Linked DNA regions of Homo sapiens: region 2 is linked to region 1. Evidence: chromatin loops called from intact Hi-C (ENCODE). Cell type or tissue: mammary epithelial cell. All regions are shown on one strand. Links, peaks and the distances in the headings refer to the core of each region. The heading gives the core; the rest is flanking DNA. Region 1 overlaps LINC02507 (long intergenic non-protein coding RNA 2507). Region 2 has its middle 59 kb from the start of MIR548G.

Region 1 (8,720 bases), core at 472-8,471:
TGTGCATACGCCTGTGAATGTTTTAAGTCTGTTTTGGAATAGGTCACTAAGGCATGGTTCTATGAAGGTATTTCAGGTTTTGCGCTTCTATTCACTTCAAAAATGAATTGTTAAATAAAATTTGATACTGTAGGAAGCTGAAAATAGTCAACTTCCCTTAGCTAGGCACCAATAACATAGAGTTTTTGAGAAAATCAAGCAAGGCAAGGATGGCCTATTTTTCTCTAAGAAATTCATCCGTATGTTCAAATGAATGTCTTCCTTTTCAGAGAAGTTGCTTTGGGAGTCTAGACACTTCTTTCAACTGTACTGCTATTGCACTAAACATTTTAGGAACTTTTTTTGGAATTACCTTTAGGGCTAATTAAGGAATCAAAGTAAAAGCTAGTCTCATTATATTGTAGGCTACAGCACTTCTATCCAGTCAGTTACCGTCTGCCTTATTAAATGGCTTGGTTGTTTCCAAAAATGAAACTTACCCTGATGAAAAAAAATATTTTTAAAAAATACCCTGACATTCAAAGCAATTCCCGTAGTGTGTGAAGGAAGGAAGTTCCTAACTGGAGTTTCAAAACTGTTTTGAAAATCGCTGGAATGTTGCTGCCTACTTTGATGGGGACATCATTCATTTGTATGGATAAATTCAAGTATATTTGTTCAAACCCAGTGTCATTGTCTTATAGTCATGTCTTTTGACAGTAACTATTTATAATGTGAAATAGGGATCCTTTTGAGCTGAGAGACCTCATCAAAAGACAAATGCTATTATTTAAAAAGGAATCATGGTGAATTTTTAACTAGAGTCTGCTGCGTTCAGTTACAGGCTCCAGAAACTTCTGAAAACAAAAGGAGAAAAATACAAAGGCCATTGTGCCCAGATCAGGCCTGTGATGTTCCTTTTATCCTCACATGGATTTGTTTAGCGAGTTACTGCAGTGCTTGTGTATATGATTAAATTTAAGCCAGTCATCATGGAATAGAATTATAAAGGCTGCGGGGTCCATATTTTGAAACAAGCAGGAAAACAACATGAACTTGTTAGAGGATGAATCCAGACTTTGATCTTAGCAAATACATAAACAGTAACAAGATGGAAATAAAAGGTAAAAATATTTGTAATATATTTATGTTTGGTTATTAATAAAAAGGGAAATCGGTGAAAAAGGCAAAGCCAAAAAGAAAAAAAAAAGCTTCTGCTTAGGTACTTCGTTAAACCACATAAAAACTGTGAGAGTCCTGAGCAAATGAAATCTGTGACACATACTGAAACCCTTGAGCTGGGCCTCCAAGGGCTTCATGGTTTTAAAGAGGCTGTTACGGACCTGGAGCTTTTCTGGCATGCCAGTCTCAGACCCTCCAGACTCGGGGGCTGCCAAACTGCTCATTTCCCACAAAACTTCAGCAGACTTGTAGTCTCTGACCATCCATCCATGTGCTATATTCCCAATAAAGCTATGCATCCTTTCAGATGACCCATATTGTGGAAACCAGTATCTGAACAAATCTGGGACCCTTTTAAAAAACTCGGTAGCTATGCTGTGCAAACCACGAATGCACTACTTCCCATTTGATTAGACATTTTCTTCTGGAAATGATTTTTGGAATTGATGTGGTGTCTATTTTTTTTTTCAACAAAGCTGTCTCTCTTTTAAAATAAATCCCACGAATAATTTACTCTGCTGCCAGAGATGTGCTTGCTTTTATTTTTATTAAGGCCTGAAGTGTCTGGGATCAGCATCCTTGTGCCCCTCAGGGCTGTATGACCTTATGACCTGCATGGTCCTGCCAGGTCGCTTTCAGGGAAGGAAGCCCTCTTGATGGTGTGGAATGAGCCTCCTGAAGTGTCCACACATTCTCCATCCTGGCCCAGTGCCAGCCTGTGTTCAGGCTGCCTCAGACCTCCACAGAAAGGGTTAATAACGCACAGCAGAACGTCCAGGCAGATGAATAACAGATGAGTTTCCCAAATCTTGGTAAAACAGTGATGTAGAAAGTTGGTGAGGTTTTAGAGATAACTCCCAAATGTTTATATCATAAAATATTCTCCTTTCCATTTTTCACTTTCCCTAGCTAAGGAGGCTAAAATTCTTTACTAAGTGAAGGAAGTCAGATACAAAAGGTCACATATTTATATGAACTCTCCAAAATAGGCAAATCTATAGATACAAAAAGCAGATTCATGGTTGCCAGGGGCTGAGGGGAGGGAAAAGGGAGAGTGACTGCTTACAGGGTTTCCTTTGGGGTGATAAAAAATGTTCTGTAACTAGATAGTGCTGATGTTTGTAGAACATTGTGAAGGTAATTAACAGTTATTAAAATGGTAAGTTTACGTTATATGTATTTTACCACAATAATTTTTTTTCTTCCTTAGGTAAAGTACAGGTGAAATGCAAATAGGAAAAGTAATTGTTAAGTCATTTGCACTCATCAATATCTTAGTAGTAATTTTTAGGGCAATTAAGGGGTCTCCTAGTAAGTCCCTGATTATTGGGTAAAACAAAAAAATTGGTTATTGGTGAAAATGGATGAAAGGGCAAAGCTGGTGTAGCACGTGTGAGGAAAGGACAAGAAGGCAGGTCGGGGTAAGACTGACCTAGTGTAATGGTGAATTTTATGTGTTAACTTGACTGGGCCATGGGGTGCCCAGTGCCTAGATATTTGGTTAAACGTTACTTCTGAATGTGTCTATGAGGATGTTTCTGGATCAAATTAACACTTGAGTCAGTAGACAAAACAGATTCCTTCCCCAGTGTGGGTGGGGCTCACTCAGTCCATTGAAGGCGTGAAAAGAACAAAAGACTGAATCAGAAAATTTTTTTCTCCCTGCCTGTCTTTGAACTGGGACATTGGTCTTCTGCTGTTCATCTTTGACTCAGACTGGAACATACACTATTGTCTCTCCTGGTTCTCAGGCCTTTGAACTTGGACTGGAACTATACCATCGGTTCTCCTGGGTCTCCAGCTTGCTGACTGTAGATCTTGGGACTTCTTAGCCTTTATAACTTCATCAGCCAATTCCTTATAATAAATATCTTTATATTTTTATCTGTATCTGTGCATGCATTTCTAACTATGGATATATATATTTCTATCTGTTACTGGTTTTGTTTCTCTGGAGAACCCAGACTAACACAGGTTTTGGTACCAAGAAGTGAAGTGTGGCAGTAAAAGATATCTAAACATGTGGAAATGGCTTTGGAGCTGAGTAACGGGTAGAGGCTGAAAGAGTTTTCAGGTGCATGCTAGAAATATGGATATAAAAAGAGATTTTGATGAGGTCTCTGATGGAAATTAGGATCATGTTATTGGAAACTGGAAGGAAGGAAATTCTTGTTATAAAGTGGCAAAGAACTTGGCTGAATGGTGTTCAGGTGTTTTGTGGAAGGTAGAACTTGTGAGCAATGAAATTGCATATTTAGCAGAGGAAATTCTTAAGCAAAGTGTTGAAGGAGCATCTTTGCTCCTCCTGAGTGCTTGTAGAAAAATGTGTGGGCTGGGCACAGTGGCTCACACCTGTAATCCCAGCACTTTGGGAGGCAGAGACAGGTAGGTCACTTGAGGCCAGGAGTTCAAGACCAGTCTGGCCAATATGGCAAAATCCTGTCTCTACTGAAAATACAAAAATTAGCCAGGTGTGGTGGTGCATGCTTGTAATCCCAGCTACTTGAGAAGCTGAGGCAGGAGAATTACTTGAACCCAGGAGGTGGAGGTTACAGTGAGCTGAGATCATGCCACTGCACTCCAGCCTGGGCTACAGAGCAAGACTCTGTCAAATGTGAGAGAAGAGAGATGAATGAAGAAGAAATTGTTAAGCAAAAATGAACCAGAGCTTTAAGGTTTGGAAAACAATCAGCCTATTCATATTGCAAGAAACCGAGAAAGCATGTTCTGAAGAGTATGCCAAGGGTATGGCTGGATTATGGTTTGAGAAAGAGTTTATGGGATGATATGAGCAGAAACACTGCCAGTTTGAACTGAAGGGGATGGAGATGTAACAAAATGAAGGAAGGCTGTTGGAATTCTTGGATTCTGTGAAAAGGACTGTATAGCTATTTGGCTGTGAATGCATGCTATTCTTCAAGGAAAAGGAAGAATGACTTCAAATGTGACTCAGAGATCATCAGGGCTGTCACTCCTACCACAGACCTAGGGGATAAGGCTATCTCCTGTTTGGTTTCAAAGAGTGTGACCACCCCTCTTGTTTTAGAAGGTGAGAAAAGCCCTACTCAGTGCCTTAGGAGTGAGCCCACAAAGTGTAACCTTGGGAGCAGAGCAACTCAGAGTCTCAGGTGCATTACTTTTTTTTTTTTTTTTTTGAGACAGGGTTTGGTTCTGTCACCTAGGCTGGTGTGCAGGGGTGCAATCTTGGCTCACTGCACCTCTGTCTCCTGGGCTTAAGCCATCCTCCCATCTCAGCCTCCAGGGTAGCTGGGACTGCAGGTGTGCACCACCATGCCTGGCTAATTTTTGTACTTTTTGGCTTTATTTTGTTTTGTTTTTTGTAGACATGGGGTTTCACCATGTTGCCTAGATTGGTCTTGAACTCCTGGGCTCAATTGATCTGCCTGCCTCAGCCTCCCAAAGTGCTAGGATTACAGACTTGAGTCACTGTGCCTGGCCTTGGGTGCATTACTTTTTCAGTGGGTCCTGAAGGTGGGAGTGCTACCCTACTGGGCACAGAAGGCAGAGCATGGGACCAAAGAGAATTATTCTTGAGCCTTAAAATCTAATGGAATTCACCTTGCTAGGTTTTAGATTTTCTTGGGACTTGTCTTCCATCTTCTGGCTTCTCCCTTTTGGAAGGAAAATATCTATCCTATGCCTGTCCCACCATTGTATTTAGGAAGAAAATAGCTTGTGTGGTGAAACTAAATACAACTTAAGTCAGATATGTCATATATGAGTGAGACCTTATCTTTGGACTTTAGACTTGATGCTGGAATGAGTTAAGGCTTTTGGGGCTATTAGGATAGAATGAATGTATTTTGCACACTAGAAGGATATAAATTTTCGCAGTCCGGGGCAGAATGTTACAAACTGAATGTTTGTGTCCCCTCAGAATTCATATGTTGAAGACTTACCTGCCAATGTGATAGTATTTGAAAATAGGGACCTTGGGAGGCAATTAGGTTTAGAGTAGGTCATGAAGGTGGGGCCCTATTAAGAAGAAGACTTTTTTTTTTTCTTATTCCACTTGAGCACAAAGGAAAGGCCATATAAGGGCACAGAGAGAAGGTGGCCATCTGCAACCCAAGGTCAGAGACCCCTCACCAGACACCAACTTTGCTTGTGCCTCAATCTTGGATTTTCCAGCCTCCAGAACTGTGAGAAATAAATTCCTATTGTTTAAGCTACCCAATATATGATGTTTTATTATTGCAGTCTGAGCTGACTAAGACACCTGGTGCATCTCATGGGGAAGACAGAACAAAATGAAAGTGTGCATGAGCTGGGAGAGGGCCAAAGGCAAACCTGCTGCCTTGTGTTTGTTCAGGGCTTGTCCCAAATTCTTGAGTTATTAATACACCATAAAGTATTTAAAGGTTATTGCAATTATGCATGTTTATTTCTGATGATGATTGCTCAATGACTTCTAGGTGCTGGGAGGAAGTGGAATATGGGGAAGAAAAGATTCTCACTCCCACATATTTTCATGGGGAAAGACAAATGAAAGGTCCCAACCACACATCCATTTTCTATAATTGTAGTTTTCAGCAGTTAGGGTCAAATGACTTCTTAGTATTTGTCTGCTATTAGTTTAAATGGGTAGCTCAAAGGAGAAATAGTCACATCTCAATGTTTCGTTAAATTATAAAGCAGCAGATTGGACAGAAGCCTCCTTTTGTGAGCTCCCTGACAGTGCAGGGGTAGATTGGCCCTTGCGGTCGAGCTTTCTCTTATCTTTAAAGACTTGTCCCCTCCTAAGCGTTTATCTTCCTCCTGTCCTCCATTCTACACAGTCCTCTTACTGCTACCACATTGAACTACTTAATCCCCATCCCCAGAATTCTGGGGCCGTTTGAAGAGTCCATGCTTTGCACATGCATTTCTTTGGCCTGGAAGTTTCTCTTGCCTTCTTTGTTTGACACAATTCCTACAACCTCCTAACACCCCAAGACATTTTATGAGCTGTAAGAAACCTTAGAAATCACATCACACTGACCAACAATGTGGGTAACAACTCTTGGGAGAATCTAATTTGGCTTTCTTACTGAGTCATTACTTTGGGTAGACAAGTTATCATCTGAACTCTTAACTAAACTGAGTAAAAAAATATACATAAAAGCATTTCGTAACAGCAGATTCTGTAAGGGAGGCTGACTTTGCAGATGCTTGGTGTGTTGTGGGAAGCACAAGGAAATAATAAAACACCCTGAGTCTTACTACACAGGCCTGAGTGGACTTCTGTAGCCATTTGTGCTGCTATAACAAAATGCCACAGACTGGGTAATTCATGAGCAATTGAGAATTATTTCTCATAGTTCTGGAGCTTGGGAAGTCAAGAACAAGGTGCTGGCATCTGGTGTCTGGTTAGGGCCTTCTTGTTATGTCCTCACATGGCAGAAGGTGGAAGGCAAAATGGGGCCTTTAGCCATATTATAAGGCATTAGTCCATTTACAGGGATGGAACTCTCATGATTTAATCACCTCCCCAAAAACCCCACCTCTCAATACTACCATGATGGGGTCAAGTTTCAACATAAATTTTGAAGGAGGAACGTTCAAACCATAGCATCCACGGAAAACAAAAAGTAAGCACGGATGTGCCCCTCTGGGGAAGGCTGAGGGTCTGAATGTGCTTCTGGCAAGAGAAATCATGGAGGAATAAAAAGAAAGCACATTACTTGTGCTATTATCTACCTCTGGGTTAAACTGAACAGTGGGATCAAAGTGGTTTGTTTGTTCTACTAGTTTGTTTTTTAGTAAAGCACTTGTTTATTTTGTTTTGAGGTAGTTTCTCTGGAGGGATTGAGGGCAAATCTGAGTGGAAATTACTTGTTTTTTCCATGTAATCCTATAATAAGTACAAGTTTTTTTTATAGTCGTTTGATTCCCACAAAGAGCTCTGTATTCGTGTGTGTGTGTGTGTGTTGTGTGTGTGTGTTTTGGGAGGTGGGGAGACAGGAAGCTGAATACAGAGGAGCTAAACGTTGAGAAAGTAAGAGTAGGAAAATAGGACATGGTATGTTGGAAGGTGAAATAAAGAGAAGTAAACACAGGAGTATCAGGAAAAAGGAAAGAGAAGCTCACAAGGGATAGTGTGGGGAAAGGACATAGGGTAGGTAACACAGTAAATCAGAAGGAAGCAGAGCTGAGTTGAATAGTGATGTGGTTTGAATCTGTGTCCCCATCCAAATCTCTTGTTGAATTGTAATCCTCAATGTTGAGGTGGGGTCTGGTGGGAGGTGATTGGATGATGGGGGCAAATTTCCCCTTCAGTGCTGCTCTTGTGGTGGTGAGTAAGTGCTCTTAGGAGCTGGTTGTTTTACAGAATGTGTCATCTCCCCTGCCTTCCTCCTGTTCTGGCTGTGTAAGACGTTGGCTGCTTCCCCTTTGCCTTCCACCATGATTGCAAGTTTCCTGAGGCCTCCCTGGAACCTGTACAGCCTGCAGAACTGTGAGCCAATTAACCCTCTTTTTTTTTTTTTTAAATAAATTACCCAGTTTTAGATGTTTCTTTTTCTTTTCTTTTTCTTTTTCTTTCTTTTTTTTTTCTGAGACAGAGTTTCACTCATGTTGCCCAGGCTGGAGTACAATGGCATGATCTCGGCTCACTGCAACCTCTGCCTCCCAGGTTCAAGCGATTCTCCTGCCTCAGCCTCTTGAGTAGCTGGGATTACAGGCACATGCCACCATGTCTGGTTAATTTTTGTATTCGTAGTAGAGATGGGATTTCACCATGCTGGCCAGGCTGGGCTCGAACTCCTGACCTCAGGTGATCCACCTGCCTTGGCCTCCCAAAGTGCTGGGATTACAGGCGTGAGCCACCGTGCCCAGCCTCAGGTATTTCTTTATAGCAGTGTGAGAATGGACTAATACAAATAGTAGAGTGTTGAAGCCATCCTCTTCATTTTGAAGATGAGCAAACTGAAGCCCATGGAGGCTATGTGAATTAGCAAATTGGTTAAGGCCAGAACTAAGGTGAGCCCTTGTCTCCTGTTCCATGAAGTACATGGCTGTGTGTGGTGGGTGGAGGTGAGAGGGGAGACCTCTGAGCTGAAGACAGAACCATGATGTGATTTTTTTTCCTGTTCATTATTGTTAAAGGCTAATTTTTAAAAATTTATTTTTACATTATTATTATTATTATTATTATTTTAAGATTCAGGAGGTGCATGTGCAGGTTTGTTACATGGATACATTGTGTAATGGTGAGGTTTAGGCTTCTAGGGTACCCATCATCTAAATAGTGAACATTGTACTCAATAGGTTATAATTTTTTTTGACATTTATCCTTCTCCCCTTCTCCCCATCTTTGCAGTCCCCAGTGTCTATTATTTCCATCTTTATGGCCATGTGTACCTGTTGTTTAGTTCCCACTTATAAATGAGAACATGTGGTATTTGATTTTCTGTTTCTGAGTTATTTCACTCAGGATAATGACCTCTAGCTCCATTCAGGTTGCTGCAAAGAACATGACTTCATTCTTTTTTATGACTGCATAATATTCCATGATGTATATATACCACATTTCCTTTATCCAGTCTTCCATTGATAGG
Region 2 (8,720 bases), core at 501-8,500, 300 kb after region 1:
CCTGACCTCAAGTGATCTGCCTGCCTCAGCCTCCCAAAGTGCTAGTATTACAGGCTTGAGCCACCATGCCCAGCCTTACCTTGCCAACTTGTTTTACATATTAGATGATGTAGATAAAATTCTTTGATACTACTCGAAGAGGTGGAGCCTAATTCCCATCCTAGGGAGTCTAGGCTGTACTTAGTGCCAAATAGAATAAAGTGGGAGTGATGGTATGCAACTTCAGAGACTAGGCTTACAGGACACCATTCTTTCTCTCTTGGAATTCATACTCTAGCGGAAACTGGCTGCCATTTTGTGAGCAGCTTTATGGAGATGCCCATGTGGTGAGAAACTGAGCTTCCTGCAAACAGTCACAAGAGTAAGCCATCCTGGAGGTGAATCATCCTCCAGCCTCAGTCAAGCTTTTATTTATTTATTTATTTATTGAAATGGAGTTTCACTCTGTCGCCCAGGCTGGAGTGCAGTGTTGCAATCTCAGCATGCTGCAACCTCCACCTCCCAGATTCAAGCGATCCTCTTGCCTCAGCCTCATAAGTAGCTGGGATTACAAGCACCCGCCACCACGCCTGGCTAATTTTTGTATTTTCAGTAGAGATGGGGTTTTGCCATGCTGGCGACGCTTGTCTCAAACTCCTGACTTCAGGTGATCTGCCTGCCTCGGCCTACAAAGTGCTCAGTCAAGCTTTTTTGATACAGCTTTGACTGACATCTTGATGGTAACCTTATGAGAGAACCTGAGACATAAAAACCCAGGTAAGCTGCTCTTGGATTTCTCATCCCAGAGACTTCATAATATGTGTTTGTTGTCTTAAGGCACTGTATTTTGCAGTACTTTGTTATGCAACAATATATAACTAATCAAAATATCAACTATGTAGGAAGGCATGTAAAATATACTAGAAAATCAGGAGAATATTTTTAACTTCATTGAAAAAAATCCTACAGACTACTTTTGCTTTTACAATTACAACAGAGTTTTGGACATAAAACAATTAATATCAGGCCAAGAGATACATCATGAATTGCCTAAACTGGGGAGGATGCTTGTTCTTGTTTTTTCTAACTGGAGTTAGAAGAATCTAGGGCATAGGCCCTTCTATTTCTCTATCTTTCCCTCCCACACATTCCTTTGCCTTTTTTCTCCTACTGAGGCTGTTGGCTGTGTGATACCTTTTGTGAAGTTTGTTTCCAATGACAGACCTTGATCACATATAGAAACACCCCTAAAACTATGTACCGTGAAAAGCAAAAACAACCAACCAACCAACAAACCAACAAACAAAACCTTAGCCAATGCCCAGCTTCTGTAATGATATATTGTTAGAATTTCAGACCAGCTGGCATATCTTTTGCATATATTATTTGCTCAGTGCTCCAATTCATTTATACAAAATAAAGAAGAGGTTCTGATTTATAATATAAACCTAAACCAGAATTAATCACTCATTGTCTTGGTCCCCACAGTTGTGCTCAACTACCTATCCTTATTTTGTATCTATCTTTAATAACTGTTTTCTGATTATAAATATATTCTGCGAATCTTGTATCACACGTTTATGTAACAGCTAAAGCAGCACTAGAGCAATTACTGGCAGCTTCAGACTATTTTATAAAGGAGCTTATTGGAAAAGTATGGCAATCTAGTGGGAATTGGGAGATGGGGCATTTGTATTGAGATTCTACATTAGAAAAGTAATAAGAGATTACAGGGATGGTGGTGGTGGCCTATGTTCTCCTCCCTCCCAGCCACTTGTTGCCACTGCCACTGAAAGCAGTGTTTTGCGGTGGAACTATTCTCCATTTCTTTACTGGCAGCTCTTCTTCTATCAGCTGCTTAACTGTTATTCTTTAAAGCAATAGTTCTCAAACTTTAATACATCAGAATCACTTGGAAGTCTGGTTAAGACAGATTTCTGAGCCCGCCCCTAGAATTATTGATCTAGTAGGTCTGTGGTGAAACCTGAGAATTTGCACTGCCAAGTTCCCAGGTCATGCTGCTGCTGCTGTTCTCTAGACAACACCAAGAACTGCTGCCCTGAAGTTGAGATCCTGAGGACATGGTGAGGCCAGGAGCCAAGACAGCAAAAGAGATCGTCAAACTGCTTTGCATGAGGCAATAACAGGAATATATTTCTCCTCTTGAGAAAGAGGAAATGAAGAGAGAGAAGGAGGAAGAGAAGTGGAGTGAGCAAGATGGCCTGAGGCTGAGGGGTCAGATAAACAACAAGGCAATTATTGAAATGCACCTGGGAGAGCGGTCCCCGCAAATCTTTAAAAAATCCCTCCTCCATATCTGGACAAATCTTAAAATAACACCACATTTACTCATTTCCTTGTAAAGTGTGTATGTGTATGTGTGTCTGTGTGAGAGAGAGACAGAGACAGAGAATGTGCACCTGCCTGTGTGAGGAGATTAAGACAGATGCTGAGTTTGCTATGGGGCTGATGTGACTCAGAGCAGAGGCAGCTCCTGTAAGATGTCGAGATGATCAGTAGATTGAAGAAGTAGTAGGCTGTAGCCAGAGGTGATCTATAACCTATCAGTCCCTACACCTCACGCCTTCCTTCAGTGGAATTTATAGTTATTTTGGAGAAGGATTTGGGCCTGCACAGGACATGAAAATGGAGCTTTGAATCAATCATACCTTGTTTTCTGAGGGCCAGAGAGGCCTCAGCTAACATCTGGGTTACTTTTTCTTATGGTTCTCATCTACTTTTGTGTTTATTCTTAAGTCTTTACATCTGGTAAGCAGATGGCAATACACTTCTTCAAATCGCAACCTTGAGAGCCTCCTGTCTTCTCCTCCTGAATTATTTGGTTACTATATGGAGGTAACAGTTCCTTGCTACAGGTCATTTTTATTCTGACCCCCAGGTGAAGCTTGGATATTCTTAAGACTCTGGGAAGTGGGGGCCGCCCCAGCTGCCCTATATTTGAGGAAGACCAGGAGGACAGTGCTTTGACAATTCTGGGCTGACTGGAGAATGAGAGATGTTGTGGGGCCCCATGAGCATCAGGCCTGCAACGTCCTGTCACCATCTCTGCTGCAAATTCATCTTGTTATCCTCTTTCTCCATAAAAGTCTGTGAGCCTGTGAGGGGAGGGAAGGAAGAAACATCTGCCTTGGGATTTAAGGCCAACAGGCCTGTTTCCTGTCCCCTCTTCCTTGGTTGCCCCTTTGGTCTCCATGCAGATGCATTGCTCTATGAATTTATTTGTCGTTTCCAGCCTTGACTGGTTCAGAATGCTTTTAACCATTAGAAAAAGAAACAACTAGTTAAAGGATTTAATTAAAAGCTAATGATATACTTCAATGTGGTGCTAATTAGAGACATGGAGCTTGTTGTTCCTTAACATCTTGTTCACCAAGAGGACATTAACTTATGAAAAGTTGGAGAGATTAAGCATGGAAACCTTTGATGGTGGTGATGGCGGTAGTTCTGATTGGTGAATCAGACCAATCTTGCCTTCAGGAATCCTACATAGAGTTTGGTGGTTCTCCAGAGACTAAGTTCAACTACTGATGCAGTTTCATATACTGAGTTCCTTCTCAGGGTAAAAATGTCTTTCCCAAGCACTGAAAATTTATGTCAGAAATGGAGTCTTGGCATGTTCTAGAAAATGGAGAGTGCCTCATGAGAGCTGCTGGAGCAAGGCATTCTTTTTCCTGCTCCTGGTATGCCCCACTCTTCCCCTTCCCTGCTGATTTTCATATAGCTTCTCCCCACTTGCCGAGAATACGTTTTCAGGATGGTTATGACTTCTCTACACACAAAAGGGCAGACATGTGAGCACTGGGTTCCACAGTTACTGTCAGTGCTGGGCATCGTACCAACACCAACAGAATCCCCATCTGGGTTCTTCTCAGAGGTTATGCAGTCCTGATTCAACAGACAATAAACAATAGGGAACAAGGATAATGGCCATTGGAGTTGCAAAAGAAGTGCCTGTTTTCATTATTTATACTCTCTGGCACTCCCTTATGGCTCCTTTATTCAAACATCGGTAGACTGAAACAAAAAAGGATTCTTGGAAGAAATAATTATTTAAAAAATGATGAAAAGCATTTCTACTAATTCTGTAAACTTGCTAAAATAATAAATTATTGGAAGAATATTGGGTAATGTAAAGGATTGGTGGAAGAACCGAACCACTAAGCCTGGGGAAATCAGAAAATAGAGGCCTTGTCTTTATTTGGGATTTCAAATTCCAGATGAGAGAATTTGATTGGACCAGACAGGGTGTGTTGTGCCTACTTTGGTTCTAACCATCCACATTGTCAGGAGATCGGACAGGGAGCGTAGCTGCTGTGATTGGGAGAATCCTGGTGAGTTGGGCAGCCTCTTGCAACATGTATGTTCTGCATTGGTCAATCATAATTTTAATCAAGTTAGCGGCTATTAAATGGAATGTGCCTAAACTTAATGCCCTGCATTATCTTGCTTGAAACATGAATAATCTGTTACCAAACTAGGGAAAAAACATAACATCCTCTAGGCAAGAATGGTAGTTCTTAAACTGTGGTCTCCAGACCATCAGCATGGACATGATGGAGAACTTGTTGGAAATACAAATTGTTTTTCCCATTCCAGATCTAGTGAATTCCTGGTGAGACACAAAAAGCATGTTTTAACAAATACTCTAGATGATTCTGATACATGCAAAAATTTAACGTGTATGAATCACCTAGGGGTGTTGTTACAGTACATATTCTTTTTTAGTAGGTCTAGGGTAAGGCTGATACTCTGCATTTCTAACAAATTTCCAGGTTACCCCATTGGTGCTGATGCAGGGACAGACTTTGAGTAGCAAAAATAAAGATATTGAAGGAGAAAACTTATATCACTATTTCAAACTGTTGAAATTCTGTAGACAAAAGAGCAATGAAAACCTTAAAGTCCTGTATGAATAAATTATTATTATTGCTATTGGATGATACTAGTTTTCATAAATCTTCAGAACATTGTGTATTTTGGGGGTAGAGGGGACTCTTATCTTCAACTGGCAGGTCTGAAGACAGGATTGGTTATAAAGTTTATGTAGCAAGTCACCTTTAAGTCAAGTATATAAATGCCCCATTTGTCTTAATCTCAACATATAATAGCGTGTAGCAAGAGTAGTATTTATATCTCCAGCTATCACTTGTCTCGTTCATGACAGAAATAACGTTCCACATTATTTAAAAATTATAACTCAAAGCATAATGCTAATGAAGTTGCCAAGCTATGACCCAAAAGAAGGCAGAGCCTGGCCAGATGGCTCAAGTTACTGATTACAACTTGTTGGGTCTTTCCTGGCCCAGATTGATCTTATCTAGTGTTTTTAATCTCTGGCTATTTGGTGAATAATCATGAAAGCTTTTGAGCATCTGGTTCAATTTCCAGCAATTTGCTATTAGTGATACTCAAATCTGATTGCAGTGATTTGGCAATGACTTAATGGGAGTAGGGAAAGATTATCTAACTGGGTTTATGAACCTTGCTAGCTAGGGGTCTCTTAGATTATGTTTGCCAATATTTTCCTTTCATTTCATTGCTGTTATTATCAGATGACTGTGTTTCTTGGAGTTTTTGCTTTTGAAGATTATAGATACTTTCATTTCACCTAATGCATTAAAAAAATTTAAGAGGACCTCCTCCACACAAAAATCTCCCACTAGGTCAACATTAATGTACATAAAAAGATCTCTCATCATAACTAAAATTAAAACAAGAACTAAGACTTACTGACAGAGTAATTCTGTTGTATTCCTCAGAGAGGCCAAATAAACCTGAGAATAAAGACAAACAAGGGAACATAATTTATTTAGTCTTTCAAAATTTATCATAAAACTTAGTAGGAAAGAGAATTAAATCATTAGTAATTGAGGAGTTCCCCCTTTCCATAAAGTCCTTGCTTGCAATCAAGAAATGAAGAGCAGAGATATGTAGGCATTTTTCTGGAGAAAGAAACACTGATATTGTGACATCCAAAGATTTATTTCTGATAGGTGTCTAAGTTAACATTTTTATAAATAATCTGAATGGATAATTATACATAGTTAAATGGTAGATAATGACTAGGATAATAATATGAGAGAAACTAATGGCTGTTTCAAACTTGAGCTTAAGGTATAATTGCATCTTGGTTGAGTTCTGAATATCAGTGTCTGATCTCTCAGCTTCCAGGTTGGAAGTCTTGGTTGCCTTTTTATTAAGAGAAAATTTCTAGGAAAATGGCTTCCTTACTTGAAAAAGGCTCACTAAAGGTAAGAGAATGTGTATACTTAACATTTTTTTTATTGACGTATATTTAACACAAAGATTTAAGGTATACAATTTGATGATTTAATACACACATACGTTGTAAAATAATCAGCACACACTAATTAACACAGCAATCACTTTAGATAGTTACCACTTAAACGTTTGTATGTGTGTGTATGACAAAAATACTTAGTGTCTCCCCTCTTGGCAAATTTCAAATATACAATAAACTATTGTTAATTATACTCATATTATTGTACATTCGATCTCCAGAATGTATTCTTCCAGCATAATTGAAACTTTGTACCCCCAACCAACATCTCCCCATTTTTCTCTCCCCTCACCCCTGGCAAACACTATTCTATTCTCTGTTTCTATGACTTCAACTATTTTAGATTCCCTCTTTTTAAGGCTGAATAATATTCCATTGTGTGGAGTGTTTGTATGTGTGTGTGTGTGTATAGCCCCCACATTTTCCTTTATTCATTCATCATTTCCATACTTTGAGTATTGTAAATAATGTGGAAATTAACATGGGAATGCAGATATCTCTTGGAGAGCCTGATTTCATTTCCTTTGGATGTATACGCAGTAGTCAGGTTACTAGATCTTTTTATTTTTTGAGGAACCTCCTACTGTTTTCCATAATGGTTGTACCAATTCACATTCCCAGAAACAGTATATAAGAGTTTCCTTTTTTCCACAGCCTCTCCAACACTTGCTATCTTTGGTCTTTCTGATAATAGCCATTCTAACAGATGTGAGGTGATAACTCAGTTTTGATTTGAATTTCCTTGATGATTAGCAATGTTGAGGGCATTTTCATAAACTTGTTTGCCATTTGTATGTTTTCTTTTGGGAAATGTCTATTTAGATCCTTTGCTAATTTTTGAAACAGGATGTTTTTCATTATTGAGTTGTGTGAGTTCCTTATATATATTGGATATTAACCCCTTATCCTTCTCGCAGTTTTTCAGTTTCAGGTCTTACATTGAAGTCTTCAATCCATTTTGAGTTGATTTTTGTATAGGTGTGAGATAAGTGTCTAATTTCATTCTTCTGTATGTGAATATCTATTTTTATCAGCATCACTTATTGAAGAGACTGTCCTTTCCTCAGTTTGTGTTCATAGCACTCTTGTCAAAGACCAGTTGATTGTAGATGTGAGGACTTATTTCTGGGCTTTCTGCTCTGTTCCATTGGTCTGTATGTCTGTTTTTATGAAGGTACCATACTATAGATTTGTAAAATAATTTGAAATTAGGAAGTGTGATGCCTGCAGCTTTGTTCCTCTTGCTCAAGATTGCTTTGTCTATTTGGGGTATTTCGTGGTTCCATATGAATTTTGGAAGTTTTTTTCTATTTCTATAAAGAATGACATTAGGACTTTGATAAGGATTGCAATACTGTGAATTGCTTTGGGTATAATGAACATTTACAGACGTTAATTACTCCAATCCATGAACACAAGATATTTTCCCATCTATCTGTGTCTTTCTTAATTACTTTCACAAACATTTTATAGTTTTTAGTGTACGTGTCTTTCACCTCTTTGATTAAATTTATTCCTAAGTATTTTAAACTTTTGGCTGTTATTGTTAATGGATTATTTTTAAATTTCCTTTTCAGATGGTTCATTGTTGTGAATAGAAATGTAATTGATGTTTGCATGTTGATATTTTACCTTGCAGCTTTACTGAATTCATTCATTATTTCTAATAGTTTTTCTTTTTGCTCGTTGTTGAGCCTTTAAGATTTTCTATGTGTATAATTATGTCATTTACAAATAGACAATTTTACTTCTTTTCCAATTTGGATGCCTTTTTATTTCTTTTTCTTGCCTAATTGCTGTGGATAAGATTTTCAATTCTAGGTTGTAAAGAAGTGGCAAGAGTGGGTATCCTTGGCTTGTACTAGATCTTAGAGGGAAAGCTTTTAGTTTCCCGCCACTGATTATGATATTTACTTTGGGCTTTTCCTATGTGGCCTTTATTGTGTTTAGGTAAGATTCATCTGTAGCTGTTTAGTTGAGAGTTTTAAGAATGAATGGATGTTGAACTTTGTCAAATGTGTTTTTTTTTTTGCCTCTATTGAGATGATCATGTGTTTTTTTCTCTCATTTTGTTAATATGTTGTATCATGTTGATTCATTTGCATATATTGAACCATTCTGGTATCCCTTTGTTAAATCTCACTTGTTCATGGTGTATGATTCTTCCAATGTGTTGTTGAATTTGGTTTGCTAGAAAAATTGGCCTGTAGTTTTGTTTTGTTTTTTTCCTGTAGGGTCTTTTCTTGGTTTTGGTATCAGGGTGAAGCTGACCTTATTCAGTGAATTTGGAAGAGTTTACTTTTTTTCTATTTTTTGAAAATTTAACAAGGATTGATATTAATTCTTCAAGTGTTTGGTAGAATTGACATGTGAAGCCATCAGGTCCTGGGCTTTGTTGGAAGGTTTTTGATTACTGAGT

What was found. A loop is a pair of places that touch in the nucleus more often than their neighbours do. Peaks named below come from ENCODE experiments on the same cell type or tissue, not always from the same donor. Only the 100,000 strongest peaks of a DNase experiment are listed, where the experiment ranks them.
Region 2: a loop joins it to region 1, with 4 times the contacts of the local background. A loop is called at or near these places in 2 of 110 quality-filtered maps.

The regions. Positions count from the first base shown.
Region 1 is chr4:147,579,378-147,588,097 of GRCh38, reverse strand. The region is part of intron 3 of LINC02507 (long intergenic non-protein coding RNA 2507); the gene reads right to left. Among named protein-coding and RNA genes, the nearest start is that of LINC02507, 14 kb to the right of the region's middle. In mammary epithelial cell, for the core only: no CTCF peak of the experiment used is centred there; DNase peaks (open chromatin) are centred at 5,447, 6,257 and 7,487; H3K27ac peaks cover 1,331 bases.
Region 2 is chr4:147,281,062-147,289,781 of GRCh38, reverse strand. No RefSeq gene overlaps it. Among named protein-coding and RNA genes, the nearest start is that of MIR548G, 59 kb to the left of the region's middle. In mammary epithelial cell, for the core only: no CTCF peak of the experiment used is centred there; a DNase peak (open chromatin) is centred at 4,681.